3 separate regions of the Homo sapiens genome follow, and all the other regions are linked to region 3. Evidence: chromatin loops called from intact Hi-C (ENCODE). Cell type or tissue: OCI-LY7. All regions are shown on one strand. Each heading gives the region's core, and the rest is flanking DNA. Links, peaks and the distances in the headings are about the cores only. Region 1 overlaps SND1 (staphylococcal nuclease and tudor domain containing 1). Region 2 has its middle 29 kb from the start of LINC03012. Region 3 holds the start of MIR129-1 (microRNA 129-1).

Region 1 (5,000 bases), core at 1-5,000, 190 kb after region 3:
TTACCAGGACTGGGAGTGGGGAGTGGGGAGGCACTAGGAGGAAGAAGGTAGCACTGAAAGGGCCGGTGGGGCTTCCGAGCAGTATTGCAGAGCTAGGAGAAAAGAAAGGCAGACAAAAAGCACCATAATTGGAGCAAATGAGAGAAGAATGGAGCTCTATGGCAGATACACAGGCTAAGGGGCTGCAATGCAGTCAAGGAGGAAAGCCAGGGAGATTCCTCTGCCTTAGCAAGCAAGAGGCTGGCTGGACCCTGGATGGGGGAGGACTGTTAGTGCGAAATTCATGGCATGAAACAGAGGAGAAGAAAAGCAGGGAGATCAACTTTCCAAGAGAGGCGAAGAAAGAATGCATTTTGATTTCCTAATGAGAGGCTAGAATTAGATTTTAGGATGATCACAGGTTTTATCCTCTGGTACACGCCAGCTTTGCTGTCAGTACTTGGGCCAAACCACCTACCCACAACAGTCCTGTTCCCTATCCTGGAGGCTGTCCACTGCTTGGGGAAGCAACCCAGCCTTCAGGGATGTAATTTAATCCTGACCCTGACAGGCTCACTCAGGGATCTGCTCTAAACCCATTTCCTCATTTCTATTAACACAGTCATGGGGAGGGGGGTGGGGTGTGCTGGGGAGAAGAGAGGGAGCAACTCGGTATTTGTCCACAAAAAGAGTATTATTCCAGAGGAAGAGTGTTATATAAATTGTGTTTTCCAATAAAAATAGTGATGTCTATCAGTTCAGTGTACATGGACCTTTGCAGTGAGTCAGAGATTTGGCCTAGGCCTGTGGGGGATATCCCTGGGAGAAACTGTCTTGTCAAAGGAAGTTAGCATTTGAGACGATGGCATGATCTTTGCCCACTTATCCCATCAAAAAGAGTTTTGAAAGGATAGCAGGGAAGCATTGATATGAGAGGCTACTCTCAAGCTAGGTGTGGGAGCTAGACGGACCAAGATAGTACTTAGGCTTTCAGGTTTGTTCATTCTGTACACTCAGGAACATTACTAGAGTAATTACTACAGTTTAAATCAATTATAGGATGCCAAAGAAACAGTACTTGATCTACTTGTTTCTTTCATACCCTCCTACCTTCTTTTTTTTTTTTTTTTTTTTTTTGAGAGAGAGTCTTGCTCTGTTGCCCAGGCTGGAGTGCAGTGGTGTGATCTCGGCTCACTGCAACCTCCGCCTCCCGGGTTCAAGCGATTCTCCTGGCGTCAGCTTCCCGAGTTGCTGGGATTACAGGTGCGCACCACCACGCCTGGCTAATTTTTGTATTTTTAGTAGAGACGGGGTTTCACCATGCTGGCCAGGCTGGTCTGAAACTCCCGACCTCAGGCAATCCGCCCACCTTGGGCTCACAAAGTGCTGGGATTACAGGCGTCAGCCACTGTACCCAGCCCCCACCTACCTTCTTATAGCCCCACTAATAAAAAAATACCCTTCAATTAATTATTGTATCAGGTTTCCTGTCCCATATTCCCCATTTGAGTACACTCATCTGCCATAACAGGACCTAGGAAATCCTGCATGAGGCCCTCCATTTTGAAGAATGATGGCTCTTTCTTCCTAACATTTCTCATGATATTTCCTCTCCAGGGCAACTCCTTAATTTGTAGTCTCTTTTACAGTTCCTTTAAGGTCTCAACCCTCATTTCCCTGTGTCTCTAAGCTGGTGCTGATTTAGTCACTAGATAAGTTACTACCTGCTCAATGAGTCAGCAAGGATGACTGAGAAGAGCTTTCACACACTAAGTGTTCCCTGTGCAAAGTTTGGTTTCCTTGCCTCGGGCTACTTCTTCCCAGTCTTCAAGACCCTGGCTTCCTCCCTTTACCTGCCCACTCATCCAGGTTCATTAAGACCATTCAGACAGCTTCTCCCACGGCAGGTGAACTGAATGAGTTATAGGCAGCTCTCCACAGAGGCAGTTCCATCCAGGAGCCAAGTGCCAGTTCCCTGGATCATGCAGCTGTGTTTGGAGGAATGCTGAGTGCATCCCTCACAATAGGCCCAGAAATGGAGCTGAGGCCTCAGATACTAACAGCCTGTTTCTGCAGCCTGCCAGCCACAGTGGTTATAAGTTATAATCTATTGCCATTGCAAGAAGACTTAATTTCTGGACTTAAAGGAAGTCAGATAATACTTTATCCTATTAGTGTCTGCCTGTGTGAACTGACAATGGCATCCTTCTGACACGACTGCATATTCTTCCAATTCATCTCTTTAAGATTAGGCAGGGGGAAGTCTGGATGGAGTAGGAAAGGAGAGAGGAAAAAAATAACCTAAGGAAGAGACTGTTGAAGGAACCAGGGAAAGGGAAGACTATTTTTTTCATTAGAAATGAGGAGAGGGGATGCAGAGGGACAGGACAAGACTGTGCTCTTTCAAAGCATGTTTGCATTTCATTTTGTTTCTCTCATGAGGGGGAGAGACGGCAAGCACTGGAGGTGCTGTGTGCATGTGTGTCAGAAAAAAGGCTCTGAAGCCACAGAGAAGGATGAATACAAGAAGAATAAGGCATTGGCCCATTCTGTGCGCTTGCTGTTTCATCCATTGTGCCCGCTGGAGGCTTTCCCTTTCCTTAATCCTTCCCCCTTCATGTGTAAGTCCACATCCACTCCGACTAGTGGTGTTATGTCAGCCGAGGGTGCCTTCTCATTCTGGGTATGTTATCGAGGCTGGCCGACCTGGGGATGACAATTGACACTGAGACAGAACACAGGTTCATGGTTCCTAACTTCCGGGATATGGAGAGGGCAATGAGAACTTCCAAGTTAATTCAGAAAATCTAGTTGAACCCTCACATTTTATTTATGAGGAAAATGAAGCCCAGGAAGATGTGCCTTGCCCAGGTGTCACATAGCTGGTGATGCAGAGACCTTACCTGTAGTCTCTGGGTTCGCGACCTAGCGCAATTGCTGAGCGCCGGCAGGGCCACCATGACTTACAACTCCAGGGGGCGCCATTTACAGAAATGGCAAAGTGATTAGTGCCCCCTGGAGTTTGCAGTTTGATGCAATCCTTTATAGTTCCCTTTTGGGAGGGGGGAAGGCCTTTCCCACCAGTACTGTTATCTGTGCTTAATGCTCTGAGACAGATGGTGCCCACTCATGATTTCATTCAAACAGGAAGAGCTGAGAAATCAGGCAACTTTCCTTTCTCTTCAGGGCATGTGTGCTCTGATGGCAGCCCCATGGCTAATAAACCAAAAGGGGCATGTGTTGCTTCCATGGCCTTCCCCTTCTCTCTACAAGAGTGCAGGGTAGTAAGGTAACATCTATCCCAACATGACAGGAGGGCTTGCAGAAAGCTAAATCATGTTAGAGGTCTGTTCAAGGTCATGCAGACCCTTGGAGAAGCAGAGAAGCCTGGAGTCCCGCTCTACCTCCCTGGCCTTCCTAGTGTTGTGTAAGCAAGGGGACCCTCAGAGGGAAAGCTCTGGCAGCCCAGGTTGACTCAGGGGTCTACCCTGAAACTGGGGTCCAGAAAGCTAGGAAATTGTCCCCTCTTCCTCCCATCTCAAATCCTCTCTTGGGAACAGAGTGGCCCTGGCTATAATTTTATCACATACATTTAATTAGAATTTGTCTTCTTCATGATGGTTTCAAGTGAAGTCCCAATAGAAACATTCTAAAAGAACAGTGCTTTCAGGCAAGGATTTCTTCTAACCAAGTTAATTTAGCAGAAATGTGCATTGGGTGGAGTTACCTCTCTTTTCAACTTCAAAGCTGGGAAGCAATGGGAGGTGAGGAATGCAGAGAAAATAAAGAGGAGGGCAGGGGCTTCAGGCAAATGAGTTTCCATCCATTAAGGAGCGGCAATTTCTGCTAGCTCCCCTAGAGACCGGTCCCCTCCAATAATGGCCTGACTCTAATGATTCCCACTCCTAAGCAACAGCCTGTGTTATGCTGGTGTTGAGACGAACTGTGCCAGAGAAATTCCCTTTCTCTCAGAGGTGCTGCTATCATTACACAAGAGACATTAGTTAGCCAGGAGGATGTGCTATTGATGGGGAGAGAGAAAGATAACCAAAGAGAATGCTCTTCCCTAGCAGGCTTGGTACAGCTGACTTAGGACAGAAAAGGCGGACTGAGAGGTTACGGGTTAGCAATAAGAAAGGACTACCCATCATGGGCAGATTCTCTGGACCAGGGGGTGACCACAGGAGAAGTGGCCTCCTGATGAGTTGATGAACTCAGTTCAAGGAGGAACTAGCTGGCTGAGGTGGGGAGGGGGGCAGGTCTTTGGAGTTTGGAGTGTGGGTTAAGCTCAGACATAATGGACAAAACTGATGGACATTTGAGATGTGAAATGTGGTAATAAGTTCATGGGAAGTAAGGGTAAGGGATTCAATTTCAGGTCCCTAAATACTGGTCATTTCCAGGACAGAAGTACAGGTATGTGGCCTTAACAGCAATGAAGTTAGGATCATAGCTGTTATTGAGGCTTCAATGTTAGTTGAGGGTAGAGGGTTCTCTTATTCTGTCCTCTCCACTCTAAATACACTGAAATCTGTGATGAAAGCTAATATTGTGAGTTACTGCTAAAGTTGTTGCCAGCAGGTCTTGAGTAGGGGGTAGGGAGTCCCTTATTTTGCCCCTGGTGGCTTGCCTGTGATAGAGACGGACTGCTTCCAGAGGCTGCCTTGCCAGATGTGCCAGCAGGCAGCCCGGCCAGAGAGCCTGCAGTGCAGACAGATGTCCTGGGTCGTATTCAGGATGGTGAGACCCTTTATGGTACAGTGGCTTGGCTCTGGGGCAGTGCCAGAGCGGCAGGGTAATGTTCCTCAGCCAGATTCATTTCCCCCCAAACCTCTTCAAATATGTGGGCCACGGAGGGAGGCAAATTTAATTAAATTACTGTGTTGTGAACTGCCCTTCCTGGCCAAAGGCTAAAAATGGGCTCATGCTGACATGCAAACCCATCTGTGTGTACACAGCATGTGTTTTCTTTGTGCTGGGCTGTCAGCAGCTGGATGGGGTTGGCAATGCCCAAGGTTGGA
Region 2 (7,669 bases), core at 1,658-6,657, 760 kb after region 3:
TCTGTCCGTTCTCAGAGCTCAAATGCCATGCTGGGAGAACCATTGCTCTCTTCAGAGCTGTCAGACAGGGATGTTTAAGGATGTTTAAGTCTGCAGAAGGTGTCTGCTGCCTTTTGTTCAGCTATGCCCTGCCCACAGAGGCAGTAGGCCTTGTTGAGCTGTGGTGGGCTCCGCCCAGTTCGAGCTTCCTGGCTGCTTTGTTTACCTACTCAAGCCTCAGCAATGGCAGATACACCTTCCCCAGCCAGGCTGCCGCCTCACAGTTCGATCTCAGACTGCTGCGCTAGCAGTATGCAAGGCTCTGTGGGCGTGGGACCCGCCAAGCCAGGCACGGGAGAGAATCTCCTTGTTTGCCGGTTGCTAAGACCTTGGGAAAAGCACAGTATTTGAGCAGGAGTTTCCCATTTTTCTAGGTAGTCTGTCAAGGCTTCCCTTGGTTAGGAAAGGGAAATCCCCCGAACACTTGCATTTCCTGGGTGAGGTGATGCCCTGCCCTGCTTCGGCTCGCCCTCCATGGGCTGCACCCACTGTCCAACCAGTCCCAATGAAATGATCCAGGTACCTCAGTTGGAAATGCAGAAATCACCCGTCTTCTGTGTCAATCACGCTGGGAGCTGCAGACTGGAGCTGTTCCTATTCAGCCATCTTCCGTACCTCATTTTCTTTATCCAGCCCACCACTGATGGGCACCTAGGTTGATTTCATGTCTTTTATATTGTGACTAATGCTGTGTTTAACATGCAAGTGCATGTATCTTTTTGGTAAAGTGATTTATTTTCTTTTTTGTATATAGCCAGTAATAAAATTGCTGGGTTGAATGGTAGTTCTGGTTTAAGTTCTTTGAGAAATCTCCAAACTGCTTTTCACAGTGGTTGAACTAATTTACTTTCCCACCAACAGTGTGTAAGTGTTCTCTTTTCTCTGGAGCCTCACCAACATCTTTTATTTTTTGACTTTCTAATAGTACCCATTCTGACTGGTGTGAGATGGTATCTTCTTGTGGTTTTGATTTGCATATATCTGATTATTATGGATGTGGAGATTTTTTTCATATTTTTGTTGGCTGCTTGTGTATCTTCTTTTAAGAAGTGTCTATTCATATCTCTTGCCCATTTTAAATGGGATTATTTGTCTTTTGCTTTTTGAATTGTTTAAGTTCCTTATAGATTCTGGATGTTAGACCTTTGTTATATGCATAGTTTGTGAACATTTTCTCCAATTTTTTAGGTTTTGTTTTGCTCTGTTCATAGTTTCTTATGTGGAGAAGAATCTCTTTAGTTTAATTAAGTCTCACTTGTGAATTTGTTTTTGTTGCAATTGCTTTTGAGGACTTAGTCATAAATTCTTTCCTAAAACTGATGTCCAGAATGGTGTTTCCTAGGTTTTTTTCTAGGATTCTTATAGGTTGAAGTCTTATATTTAAATCTCTAATTTATCCTGAGGTAATTTTCATGTATGCTTATAGGTAGGAGTCCAGTTTCATTCTTCTGCATAATGGCTAGTGAGCTGTCCCAGCACCATTTGTTGAACAGGGAGTTGTTTCCCCATTGGTTATTTTTGTTGACTTCGTTGAAGATCAGATGGCTGTAGGATATGGCTTTATTTCTTTATTCTCCATTCTGTTCCACTGGTTTATTGTCTGCTTTTGTACCATCCTGTTTTGGTTACCGTAGCCTTCTAGTGTAGTTTGAAGATGGGTAATTTGATGCCTCCAGCTTTGTTGTTTTTGCTTAGAACAGCTTTGGCTATTTGGGCTCTTTTTTGGTTCCATATGAAGTTTAGAATAGTTTTTTCTAGTTCTTTGGAAAATGACACTGATAGTTTGATAGGAATAGCTTTGACTCTGTAGATGGCTTTGGGAAGTGTAGACATTTTAATGGTGTTGATTCTTCTAATCCATGAGCATGGCATGTTTTTCCATTCGTTTGTGTCATCTGTGATTTCTTTCAGCAGTGTGTTGTAGTTCTCCTTGTAGAGATCTTTCATCTCCTTATTTAGATATATTCCTAGGTATTTTATTATTTTGTGGCTATTGTAAACGGGTTTGCATTCTTGACTTGGCTCTCAGTTTGAACATTATTGGTTTATAGAAATGCTACTGATTTTTTACATGGATTTTGTTTCCTGGAACTTTACTGAAGTTGTGTATCAGTTCCAGGAACCTTTTGGTGGAGTGTTTAGGGTTTTCTAAATATAGAATGATATCATCCATGAAAAGAGATAGTTTTACTTCTTCTTTTCCTTTTTGGATCACTTTTATTTCTTTCTCTTATCTGATTGCTCTGGCTAGCACTTTCAGTACTATGTTGAACAAGAATGGTGAGAGTTGGTTTTTAAAATTTTGAGATATGTTCCTTTGATACCTACTTTGTTGAGGGCTTTTGTCATGAAGGGATATTGGATTTTATTGTAAGCCTTTTCTGTGTCTATTGAGATCACCATATAGCTTTTGTTTTAATTCGGTTCATGGGATGAATCACATTTTTTGATGACCTTGCACCCCAGGAAAGAAGCCTACTTGATTGTGGTGAATTAACTTTTTGAGGTCCTGTTGGATTTGGTTTGCTAGTATTTTGTGGAGGATTTTTGCATCTATTTTCATCAGGGATATTGGCATGTAGTTTTCATTTTTATTGTGTCTTTGCCAGGTTTTGGTATCAGGGTGATGTTGGCTTTGTAGAACAAGGTAGGGAGGAGTCCCTCCTCCTCGATTTTTTGGAACAATTTTGGTAATTGGTACGAGCTCCTCTTTGTATGTCTGGTAGAATTCAGCTGTGAATCCATGTGGTTCAGGGCTTTTTTTGGTTGGTAGGTTTTTTATTACTGATTCAATTATGGAACTCAATATTTGTCTATTCAGCATTTCAGTTTCTTCCTGATTCAGTCTTGGGAGATTGTATGTTTTCAGGAATTTACCCATTTCCCCTAGATTTTCTAGTTTGTGTTCATAGAGGTGTTCATAATAGCCTCTGAGGATCTTTTGTATTTCTGTGGGATTGGTTGTAATACCACCTTTGTCATTTCTGATTGTGTTTATTTGGACATTCGCTCTTTTTTCTTTGTTAATCTAGTTAGTGATCTATTGATCTTGTTTATCCTTTCACAGAACAAACTTTTGGTTTTGTTGATTCTTTGTATGGATCTTTGGGTCTCAACTTCATTCAGTTCTACTCTAATTTTAGTTATTTCTATTTTTCTTTTTCTTTCTTTCCTTTTTTTTTGAGACAGAATGCTTTGTTGCTCAGTCTGGAATGCAGTGGCACATATTTCCTTAAATATGTTTTCCAGGTTGTTTACTTTTTTTCCTTCTCTCTCAGGAATGCCAATAGTTGATAGGCTTGGGTGCTTTACATAATCCCATATTTCTCAAAGACTTTGTTCATTTTTTAAAATTCTTTTTTATTTTTGTCTGCCTGGGTTCATTCAAAGGACCAATCTTCAAGCTCTGAAATTTTTTCCCCTGCTTGATCCAGTGTATTGGTAAAGCTTTCAATTGTATTTTGAAATTTCTTAAGTGTGTATTTCATTTCCAGAAGCTCTGATTGATTTCTTTTTAAGATGTTTATCTCTTTCTTCATTGTTTGGATTCCTTTAGAAGTTTCTTTGGGTTGATTTTCAACTGTGTCTTGGATCTCATTAAGCTTCTTTGTAATCCATACTTTGATTTCTCTGTCATTTCTGAGTTTCCATTTTGATTAAAGACAGTTGCTGGAGAGCTAGTGTGACCCTTTGGTGGTGTCACTACAATCAGATTTTTCATGGTGCAAGAATTCTTGTGCTGGTTCCTTCTCATCTGGAGATACTGTCACATCTAATTTTTGTAATTATTTCCATGTGAGTAGGGTTTTTTTCTTTTATTTCTTCCCCTATAATAATATTATTATTTTTTCTTTCATTTCCCTTCCCTCCACCCCAGGAGTGTGACTGTAGAGAATGTTGGGTAGGGTCTTTTGGCTTTGCTTCTATAGCCCTATGCACTTCTTTCAGCAGGTTTTATATTGGGCAGTGCAGTTTGACCTACAGGCCAGTAGATGGCAGTTATAAGTAACAGCTGCTATGGCCAGTGTGGCTGGGTATATATTTGATCCTTGTTTACTAGCAGAAGCTCTCTGTTGCCCTCTGTTGCCCGGGATGAGCAGTGGTCTGAGCTGCTTGCTCAGCCCTGGAGAGGCAGGGTCCATGAAGGGTGGGGCTGGACTCAGCAGGTCCACCTATAGATCTCCTGATGACAGGCACAAGCACCAACACCATGGGGGAATCCAGTAGGCAGCCACCAAGCACCAAGAGGTGTGCCTAGGCATGGAGCAGGGAAACCTCTTCAGTCCCAAGTTCTCTGCGTGGGGATGGGGGGAGTTTAAATTCCTAATCCAGGAGAGTGAGTGTTCCAGATGCCTGAAGATCTGCCTGGATATGGAGTAGAAAGGGTCCCCCCTGCACCAAGGTTTCTGCACAGGAGGGCTGGGGTGACTCAGGCTGCTGAACCAGGCAAGCAGGTGCTCTGAATGCCTGGAGACCTGCTCGGGCATGGAGTGGACAGTCACTCACTCTACCACTATCTATGTCCCGGAAGGGTGTGTGTGTGGCTCAGGCTGCTGAACCAGATGAGCAGGTGCTCTGAATGCCATAGATCTGCCTTGGCATGAAGCAGAGACAGCAGAGAGGCCCCCCTGAACTAGGATCTCTGCACTGGAACAGTGGGGCAGGTCAGGCTGCTCATCCATATGAGCAGGATCCAAATGCCTAGAGATCTGTCTGGGTGTGGAGTGGAGAAAGCTCTGCTGCACCATGATCTATGCCTGAGAAGCATGAGGTGGCTCAGGCTGCTGAACCAGGTGAATGGGTGCTCTGAATGGTAGGAAATCTGCCTTGGGGTGGAGCAGAGACGGCCCCACTGCACCACAGTCTTAGGGGAGCAGTCTAGTATACCCAGCAAGGCACATGAAGATCAGTTCGAGGTCATCAAGCTGGCCCTGGCTGCAAGACTGGTTGCTGAGGAGAAACTGCAGATGTAGCTGCTCTCCTCTGGTTCCAGGCTTGCAATATGGGAGAGCACAATTGCAGCACCTATTGCTGAGGTGTTTTTCACAGTTCTGGCTGTGGAGGCCCCTACCTTTCTCCAGAGCAGGCATTCCAATCTCTGGCTTGAGACTAAAATGCCTGCACAGTTACGCTGCTGAATTGCCTAAGAATGGTTGCCTTTGTATGCGCCTGGATTAAAAATGGCATCCTACTCTTGGTCCTAGGTCTGAGAAAATGTCTGCAGCTTTGCCCACTGTCTTTCCCTCACAGAGTCTCCAAGTCTCTCCCCAAGTTAGCTCCAGGGCTTGGGAGAAACAAAGTTTCTCCTCGACTGGGTTGCTTGGATCCCCAGTGGAAAGGTGAGTCACAGAGAAGGACTCTCTGCCTCCTCACACACTGGGGCTTCACTCACTTTTATCAGCCAGATGCCATTATAGGGGCTGTCCCCACATTATCCTTCACAGATTCTGAGGTGTCCTTCACAATTATGGTGGATTCCCATTTTCCTTCTTAAATTAAAGCTCACAGAGTTGATCTTTATGTACTATCTTGCTATTTTCAAGTGGTGGAGGCACACTAAAAGCCTCTAATCCACCATCTTGGGAAAAAAACCATACTATCTCTTTTAAAACTCAAAGACAGAATATCTGGATGAATCTGTCCAAATTTCATGTCTGCACATGGTATATTTTCACCAAGTGCTAATGAGCCTTCAGCCATCCCTAATAAGACAGGGTGAGATGTCTTCCAAGAAGTTTATAAGGGAAGATGTCAAAATTTGCATGTGTATGACTATTGTTCAATCATTAATTCTATAAATATTTATTAAGGGCATACTGTGTACCAAGTATTGTTCAGGTGCTGTGGCTGCAGCTGTTAACAAAGCAGATGACAAAAATTCTGGCCCTAAGAGAGCCCATCTTCTTGCTTTGTGGAGAACTACCACTCTATAGGCTTGATTAAAAGTAGAACCTTAAAAATTATTCTTCTATCCCTGACCTTCTACAATCTCTTCTAAGAATTAACAACCAAAGAAAATAATGTCAGAAATTTATGTAAAATGTTAATTGCAGCATTTATAATGACATTCTCTAGAAAAAATATAAATATTAGGGCCGGGCACAGTGGCTCATGCCTGTAATCCCAGCATTTTGGGAGGCCGAGGCAGGTGGATCACCTGAGGTCAGGAGTTCGAGACCAGCCTGACCAACATAGAGAAACCCCATCTCTACTAAAAATACAAAATTAGCCAGGCATGGTGGCACATGCCTGTAATCCCAACTACTCAGCGGGGCTGAGGCAGGAGAATCACTTGAACCCGGGAGGCGGAGGTTGTGGTGAGCCAAGATTGTGCCATTGCACTCCAGCCTGGACAAAAAGAGTGAAACTCCATCTCAAAAAAAAATTTAATGGTAGGGGAATAATTAAATAACTAGTGATATACACATTTGATGAAATATTAGGTAATTATGTAAAAATTAAATAAAAATTGTAAGACCATAGGATAGATAATTTAAAATGCCAGATTGTTTTCTAGTAAGGTTGAACCAAGTTATTTGTCTAGCAGTGGTGTTTGAGAGTATCCATGTAACCTTAACATTGTTGCAGTGAGTACTTTAAAAAAACAGGACATGGTATAATCCTATGTGTGTGTGACATAATTAGATGGCAAAGCCAGTTTGGATGGCAGAAATGGTATTTCACTTTAATTTATAAATATTTGATTATTTGTCAACAGTTTTTTAAGGGAATTTGGATAAAATTAGGGTTTGATTTATTGAGAGCATACCTGGTTAGTGAGGTTTTGGTATTAAGAAGTTTACTAATTGTGCCACAATATGGTTTACAAAAGATACTTTAAATTTTTACTTTAAAATTCTTGAAAGTTTTAAAGTATTCTTTAGGTTTACTGGGAAAGTCACTAGCTTACTTTAAATACTTTCAATTTGAAGACGTTCACATCCAAACTAACTTGAACGGTAAGTATTCGTTATTCTCTACCCATATTTCTTTGTTGTTTAAAAAGTCTGTTATTAGCTAGGGCATTGGTTGTTGCATTGTTTATTTTGCTTATTATTTTAGATATTTAAAAATACATATTTCTTGCATATTTGAGTACTATATATTTAACTGCTCTATTCTTCCTGTTCTTGGGAGCATCTGCTTCTATAACTTTTGACATTAAATTTTGGATTGGATGAATAAAAACTAAAACTAATAAGCTAGGCCAAAAGAAAATTGTTAAGTGTATAGCTAAGAAATGAAAAGCATTCACCATCTGTTACTAAATTGTTTTTCTAAAATATAATGACAGGATGTAGAAACATACTACATTATTGAGTTCAAGCACTGAGTCTGGGCATAGCTTCTTGACTTCCCAACTCAGTCATTTGCCAGGAGCTTGAGTAGCAACATAATTTGAAAAAGCAGAGGGCGGGGGAAGGGGAATCTGTTCAGAGGGAGAAAAAGGCAGATAGCTCCAGCAAATGCAGAGTTGGGAGTTAGTATAACACATTTGGGAGGTAGAAGAGATGGATACCAGGAAGGGTGTTGGTACTGAAAAAAGATGAGGGAAATCTGGGTAGAAAAGGTGGAACCAGATGACAGGGGCCATAGACATGCTGAAGAGCTTGAAGTTCTTTCTGTAGGT
Region 3 (7,261 bases), core at 2,262-7,261:
TTTGCACACATTTACATGAGTAGTAATGAGCATTTGCTAGGATTTTCCATTTTCATCCCTTCCCTGAAAAACACTTCGTAGGATTTCTCTTCCTTCTATCTTCAGTGAAATGCTCATGGCTAGGCATGGTGGCTCACACGTGTAATCCAAGCACTTTGAGAGGCTGAGGTGGGAGAATCCTTTTAGCCCAGGAATTCAAAACCAGCCTGGTCAAGATAGTGAGACCTTGTCTTTACCAAAAATACAAAACTTAGCCAGGCATGGTGGTGTGCACCTGTAGCCCCAGCTACTGGGAAGGCTGAGGCAGGAGGATTGCTTGAGCCCAGGAGTTTGAGGCTGCTGTGAGCCATGATCGTGCCACTGCACTCCAGCCTGGGTGACTGAGTGAGACCCTGCCTCAAACAAACAAAACAAATGCTCATAAATGTGTTTTTCTTTGTTACAGAAATATGCACCCAAAGGAGCATTTTTCCAGCCAATTATCCTGTGCCCTTCCGATCTCATGACTTAGAGTAATTGACGCCATCTCCCTCATCTGGATACGTGGAAAAATGACTATTTGACGTTGGCTGCATCCCACCTACTCACCAGATTCTCTTTCCTCCTTCCATTCCCTGGGGCTGCAGGTCTCATCTCCGTCCAGGGGTATTTCCTGCCAAGTGCCTGGTTGCCTCTTTGCCTGGAGGAAGGCCCCAGGGCCTAGTTTACTTTCTCTCTTCTTTCTTTACCTTTTCCAAAGTTTCCTTGTGAAATCCTACTCCTTGGGCACCCCCACATTCCTTTCTTTCTTATGATACCACTAGAGCTGGCCCATGGGAACAGTGATTCTCAAACTTGAATGTGCATCAGAATCACCTGGAAAGCTTATTGAAACACAGATTGTGGGGTTCCACCTTCAGGGCTCTGGTTCAGTAGGTCTGGGTAGGGTCCAGTGGTGTGCTGGAAACTGTTTAACAATGGGCTTTCAGAAAGAAAAATGAGCACTGATTTGTAATGTTCCACAGTGTAAACACTCTCACCGTGGTTGATTTCAAGCCCCCAGTGTGATGGTCACTAAATGTGGAGTTAGGAAAGAGACATGTGCAATTGGTTCTCCTGAGATGTTACAAACTGTCTCCAGCCACCCTTGGCACTGGGATCTAAGAATTTGCATTTCTGTTTTTTTTTTTTTTGTTTTTGTTTTTGAGATGGAGTCTTGCTCTGTCGTCCTGGCTGGAGTGCAGTGGTGCAACCTCAGCTCACTGCAACCTCCGCTTCCTGGGTTGAAGCGATTCTCCTGCCTCAGCCTCCTGAGTAGCTGGGACTCCAGGTATGCGCCATCATGCCCAGCTAATTTTTGTACTTTTCGTAGAGACAGGATTTCACCATGTTGGCCAGGCTGGTTTCAAACTCCTGACCTCAAGTGATCTGCCCCCTCGGCCTCCCGAAGTGCTGGGATTACTGGTGTGAGCTATCGCACCTGGCAGAATTTGCATTTCTAATAAGATCCCTGGTAGTGCTGAGCTGCTGGTCTTGAAGTGGTTCCTACTTCGAGAATCACTGCCTTGGAGGGCCGAGCATAGGAGTATGGAGTTTGGGAAGAGATTCCTGGATTGTGTGAATGACTCTGAGACTTTGACCTGAAAAATCTCATCTCCCCAGGAGCCTAGAAAGAGATTTCCTGTCTCACAGCAAAAGAAGCTTATGTCATGGGGACCAGCACAGGCTACACGGTAGATAAAGCCAACCAGGGCTCTATTTTGGGCTGGTGCACTGGCCTGGAAGTTCTGTGCCCTACCTTGAAATGCCCCCCTGGCCACAGACCACTAACCACGCAGCTGCTGCCTCAGGCGAAAGTCCACTCCCACCTTCCCTGGCTCCAGGGCCCGCAACTAAGGAGCGCAGCTGGACAGGACGGGTGCACGCGAGTCCCAGGAGGCTTTCCCTCTCAAGAGGACGAACCATATCTCCGAGAGTGCTCCTGGCAGAACAGAGCATAGATGCTGGGGAAGAAAGGGAAGGATACAGGAAAGGAAGAATGAGAGAGAAGGAAAGGGTTAGGGGCGGGGGTAGGCGGGGAGAGAAGAGGGTCCTCAACACAGATGCTGATGTGGGGCTGGCAACTTCCAGGGGACTTAGGATGCATCCAGATTAGGCAAAAAATGAAAGCACCAAACCACACCTGTCCATCCCCTGACTAGCGCCATGCCAGCTTCATTCCTTGGGCTCTTTGATTTTCACTTCCTTGGTCACCTCCCCCAGGTCCAGCCCGATGAGGCCACTTCTGGGAAGAACAAAGGAGGCTCTGTAGGCTCTGCTGGGATGAGAAAGATCATCCCAGGAGGCAGGCAGGATTAACATGCGGCAGTGTTGCCACACACACTCGTGATATTATCCTGTTGGTGTATAGGATTATATGTCATTAGGATTACAGGGTGTAATAACTCCAGGTGCATTTGACATTTCTATTCAAATTGTACTTTGGGGAAACCTATAGGTTTTCCTTGCTGATGATTTATCTGGTTCCTTCCCCTGAGAGCCTGGCGTTCCCATCCTGCTTGCTTCCCTGCCTGCCGCCCCCAAAACTCCTTCCTGTGCCCTCAGCGGCTCCCACTCTCAAGGACAGCTGTTGGGGCCCCAGTCCTTGCTTTCCTGCCGAGTGTGGGGTGGGCCTGGTGGGAGAGGAGATTGTATCTGATCCAGCACATTCCTCTCATTTTACAAATGCAGAAACCCAGGCCCAGAGCATGATGGAGACTAGTTCAGGCCACTCTCTCCAGGTGGCCCAGCTTGGATCAGATCCTGGTCTCAGCCTCCTGGGAGAGGGGACACCTTGCCAAGGTGCCCCTGCTGGCACCTCGAGCAATCAGAAAGGGTGACATCAGCCACCCGGAGAGACTTCTCATTTTGCCTTCCACATTCCCCCACCTTCCTTTTCATTCCTGCCTTTCCTTTGTCAATTCTGTGCCACCTCTTCATCTCCTCCCTCCCTCCCCGAAAGGCCATGATGGCCCGCAGGTCAGGACAGCCCTTCCCGGCCTGAGCCTCTCCAGCTCTGGGAGTTCCAACACCACTGCCGGTTCTTCGAGAGCAGTGAGGGGACCTGGCTCCCCCTGGCTTCCCCAAGCCTCTCAGCCCACAAGGCCCTGGTCCTTCCCACCCGTAAGACTCTCCCGAGACCACACAGCTAGTGCAGGTGGGACCTGAGATTAGCATCCAGCTCTGATTATTCTGAAGTCCAGTTTCTCCCTCTGCTCACTCCAGGTCTGGCAGCTGCTCCTCGCTGTGGCGCACTCAGCCTTTGGCACACAGCCGCAGGCGCTCGGCAGGTGAGGAACCTGCTTGGGAGCAATAAAGCAGGGGGCAAAACTCCATGGCTGATTTCAGACAACCGACTGCTAAATGCCAGACACATCCACACAGCTGTGGAAAGACAGCCACTCATGAGCAGCCAAGCAGATGCCCCCCAGAGCTGATACCCCTGGACACAGAATCGGGGGCCTTGCTTTTTATGGTGGGGACCATCCATTGTCCTGACATTATTTCACTGACTAGAACCCACCGCCCTGTCAGAGGGGCATGATTTTCCCTGTTTTACAGATGAGGACACCGAGGCACAGAGAGGGCTAAGGACTTTCCTGAGGCCACATAGCTGGCGCAGGGACAACCTGAGATTTGAATCCAGATCGGATTGATTCTGAAGTCTGGGTTCTTTCCTTTAACATTGGGAACAGGAGCCTTTTTGGAATAGTGCCTCTCCTGAGTCCCTCTCCCTCTGGAGGGAATAGGTTCTCTAGGGTGGCAGGGATTTGAGTTGCAATTTGCGAGGCTCATGCAAAGGGTTAAGTCGTCAAATGCCTGAGATGTGGACCCAGAAGCCACTTTGAAAGGTGCCCTAGAGCAGTCTGGCTGTAGACACGCTCACCAAGGGGCTCTAGCAACCCTCCCCCTCCCACCTCCCCTCCTTCTCTCCTTCTCTCCTTCTCTTCTCCCCTTCCCCTCTCAGGCTCTGCACCCCTCAAGACTGCTCCTCACAAAAACTCTGATTCTGTTAGGAAAGATCTTGCAGTCCTAGAACAGAGTCTGGCACATAGACTCAAAATTCCTTGAGTGACTCCGCAGAATGAAGCTCTTTGGAAGCTGTGAGGTGCACTACCCCACTATGACCACACGATGCCACCCTTGAGCTGCACACGCATTCCCACCCGCATGCTGGCAGCAGGTGGCAGAGCAACAACTGCTTTGCAGCTGGGTGGGATGGGGAGGGTCAGGATAGCATCAGGGGCAGGAGCTCCCGTGGTCACAGGTATTATTCAGCCGTGCCGTTTTGCTCGTCGCCATCGTCCCTTCTCCCACTGCTGTCTGGCTGTCACCTAGTGGGGGCTCGGTTGGCCTCACAAACCTGCAGTAATTGTTCCTGGACCCGTAAACCCAGCCTTTCTTCCTGAACCTCCACAGCAAACCCCCAGCCCCACTCAGGATCCTTTAGCACCTCTGAACTCAGTTGCAGGCGACACGCCAGCTCACATATTGCCTTAAAATGGCCTCCAGCAGCTTCTGCTTAGGGAAGGAATCTTCCAGGGGCCTTGTTTCTTGAGGGCTGTGGCTCTGCAGCAGTAAAGGCCTTGGGGAGGCCTGATGCCACGCCCCCAACCTTGGGCTGTCTCGGCACAAGTGGCCACCCCAGGGCCGAGTGGGAGGATTCCAGATAAGGAGGGTCCCTGGCCCCTGGCCATTTCCTGGCCGCAGAGCACTACGGCACTCGGCACTCGGGAGCCTGGTCATCCGTCTCATTGTCAGTGGTGGACAACAAGATGGATGTCCGTGTGGTCATTCCTGACCTGCCGTGGCCTCACCGCGGCTGCAGTGTCGATCCCCCAGCTATCCGGCATGAGGAGGAGGGACTGGGAATCTACAACAACCTGTAATTGGCATAACCTGTTTTCTGCCCCATTTATTTATTTATTTAGATGGAGTCTTGCTCTCTCACCCAGGTTGGAGTGCAGTGGCGCAGTCTCGGCTCATTGCAACCTCTGTCTCCTTGGTTCAAGCGATTCTCTGCCTCAGCCTCCCAAGTAGCTGCAATTACAGACTTGCGCCACCATGCCCAGCTAATTTTTGTATTTTTAGTAAGAGTCGGGGTTTCACCATGTTGGCCAGGCTGGTCTTGAACTCCTGACCTCAAGTGATCTGTCCACCTCGGCTCCCCAAAGTGCTGGGATTACAGATGTGCCCGGCCCCTGGCCTCTTTAGAGGTGAGGACCCCACTTAGCTGTATTTCACTTCTCTCCATATCATATAGGTCCTCCTCTGTCCTTTATCCCAACATGGTTCTCACCTTTGGGGAAGTTTCCTTAGGCCCCCAACCCAACTCTTGTATATGACCCCTGCTGTCAGCTCTGTCCCCTGTCAGTCCCCTGCCCCCTGAGGGCTGACACCTGTGGGGCCTCCCCCAGGGATGGTAACTCACACCTTCCTCTTTCCCAGGGTGTGCAATTCCACCTCCTCTCTCTAGAGGTCTCTGGATCCTCAGCAAGCAATATTATTGACTCTAACAAGCAATCAAGGACTTTATTTGAAGGATTTGGGGGTAGTTCACAGAATGAAGGGCGCGGTTAAGATCCAGGCCAGGGCAGGGCAGACATTAGGCAAGTCAGTGATACAGGCAGTGGAAGCTTGTCATCTTCTCGCCATACACTGCTGGGATCAATCAGCATCAATTATTTTGTTCCCAATCTCAGTATCCTTTACAGATTTCAATTCTTGTGTCCACCCAGTGGGCAGAAGAGGGCAGGACCTCTTGAGTGACAACCCACCCAGAAGTGTCCATGGTGTGGAAGGGGGTCATCCCCAAAAGGATTTCAGAAGGAGATCATCTGTATACAGAGGACAGAATGCTGGGAGAGCTGTGTGACCTTCATCCACCAAAGCGGTTTTCCCTGGCATGTAATTGAGCCACTCCTTTATTTTTCTTATCTGTGGAGTCTCTCACTTGACATTGCCCACTGGTAAATGATGAAAAGAGTGGCATAAGTGAGGCCCAGAGAGGCTCAGTGCTGGACTTAAAGTCACTCAGCAACTCTAAAGGAGAGCCAGGAGACCCCAGTTCCATTCACTGTTCTTGGGTTTGCTGTGACTCACCTGGAGCCCTTGGGGCAGCCTCCCCTGTGGACAAGGCCTCCCGCAGATACTTTTTGGGGTAAGGGCTTCCTGACTACTGTTGAGAGGAACAGCAAGCCCAGACCGCAAAAAGATCCAAAGGAGACAGCAGCCATCCCATGGCAGGGGGGCTGGAGGGGAGGCTGTGGCCCCTCCAGGGCTTAGCTGGTACCAAGAAGACCGGGTCGGGGAGGGAGAGCCAGGACCTAGGGGGAGGAGGGGAGTGGGGGGGGAGGTGGGGGGAGAGGAAGAAAAGAGTCCTGGGGAGAAGAGAAAGCTGAGAGCCCCAGAGGCAGGAGGCAGGCAACAGGAATCCCAGCTGTAATCCCCCTCCACCTCCCAAAGTCACAACCTCCTTCTTATGAGACAGAAGTGGCCAAGCTGTAGCTCACTCCTGGGAAGGGGCAGTTTGAACCTGCGGCTCCCCTTCATTTTCCCCTTTCATCTCCTGCATCCTGCGCCTCCTCAGAGCCCTCTGCTGTGCCTGGGCTTCATTTGGATGGTCTGGCCCAGGGTCTCTCTGCAGCCGTGGTGCTTCCTTGGTTCCACAGTGTCAGTACACCCAGTTCCCACAGGGGACTCTCCCAGAGTCTCAAAATGCTAAGTGCCCCAAGAAGAAGATGCCATCCCTGGTTGAGACCTTGGGGACAGACATCTTTGAACTTGCAAGTGTGGGCTCTGATGTGCTTTCAGCAGACGCTGCTGTCATGGAAAAGGCAGGGGTCCCAGGGCCAGGCCAACTTAGCCTGATTAAATTGCTCCTGGCTGTCTCAAATGAGCTGTTTCTCCAAGGTGGCAGCTAAGCCCCGCATCTCACAGTGGCCTCCTGCTTCCATAACATGAGGTCAGCAATGCTACACAGAGGTCCCTGAGCCAACCTGGCCTGGGTCTTACCTGCCTTAGAGGCTGCAGCCCTGGAAGAGGCAAGGAGATTCCAGAAGTGTCACCATTGCAGGTTTGCAGAATGGATGGTGTCCGCCTCCAGTTCCCTGCAGAGCTCAGCATGCAATGGTTTATCTCTTGCTTTTCCTGAAGGTGTGGAGGAGCCATCGGGACCTGCTAGAGAGGGGCCCTCGTGCCTTGCCCAGACTCCCAACATGACACAACACGGACTTGTCAGCAG

Evidence for each region. Peaks named below come from ENCODE experiments on the same cell type or tissue, not always from the same donor. Only the 100,000 strongest peaks of a DNase experiment are listed, where the experiment ranks them.
Region 1: it touches region 3 in a loop (3-fold over the local background); 47 of 110 quality-filtered maps call a loop at or near these places.
Region 2: it touches region 3 in a loop (4-fold over the local background); 2 of 110 quality-filtered maps call a loop at or near these places.

What each region holds. Positions count from the first base shown.
Region 1 is chr7:128,018,321-128,023,320 of GRCh38, reverse strand. The region is part of intron 16 of SND1 (staphylococcal nuclease and tudor domain containing 1); the gene reads right to left. Among named protein-coding and RNA genes, the nearest start is that of LRRC4, 11 kb to the left of the region's middle. RefSeq lists an enhancer at 4,199-4,749. In OCI-LY7, for the core only: CTCF peaks have their summits at 2,756 and 2,958; a DNase peak (open chromatin) is centred at 2,980.
Region 2 is chr7:127,443,953-127,451,621 of GRCh38, reverse strand. No RefSeq gene overlaps it. Among named protein-coding and RNA genes, the nearest start is that of LINC03012, 29 kb to the left of the region's middle. In OCI-LY7, for the core only: CTCF peaks have their summits at 3,884 and 4,086 (motif pointing left); a DNase peak (open chromatin) is centred at 4,081.
Region 3 is chr7:128,206,847-128,214,107 of GRCh38, reverse strand. It overlaps MIR129-1 (microRNA 129-1), which reads right to left and starts at 6,236; the gene lies at 6,165-6,236. It overlaps LOC124901744 (a long non-coding RNA gene), which reads right to left. Exons shown (of 2, transcript XR_007060516.1): 1 at 7,033-7,261. In OCI-LY7, for the core only: CTCF peaks have their summits at 3,932, 4,149, 5,263 and 5,474; DNase peaks (open chromatin) are centred at 4,187 and 5,477.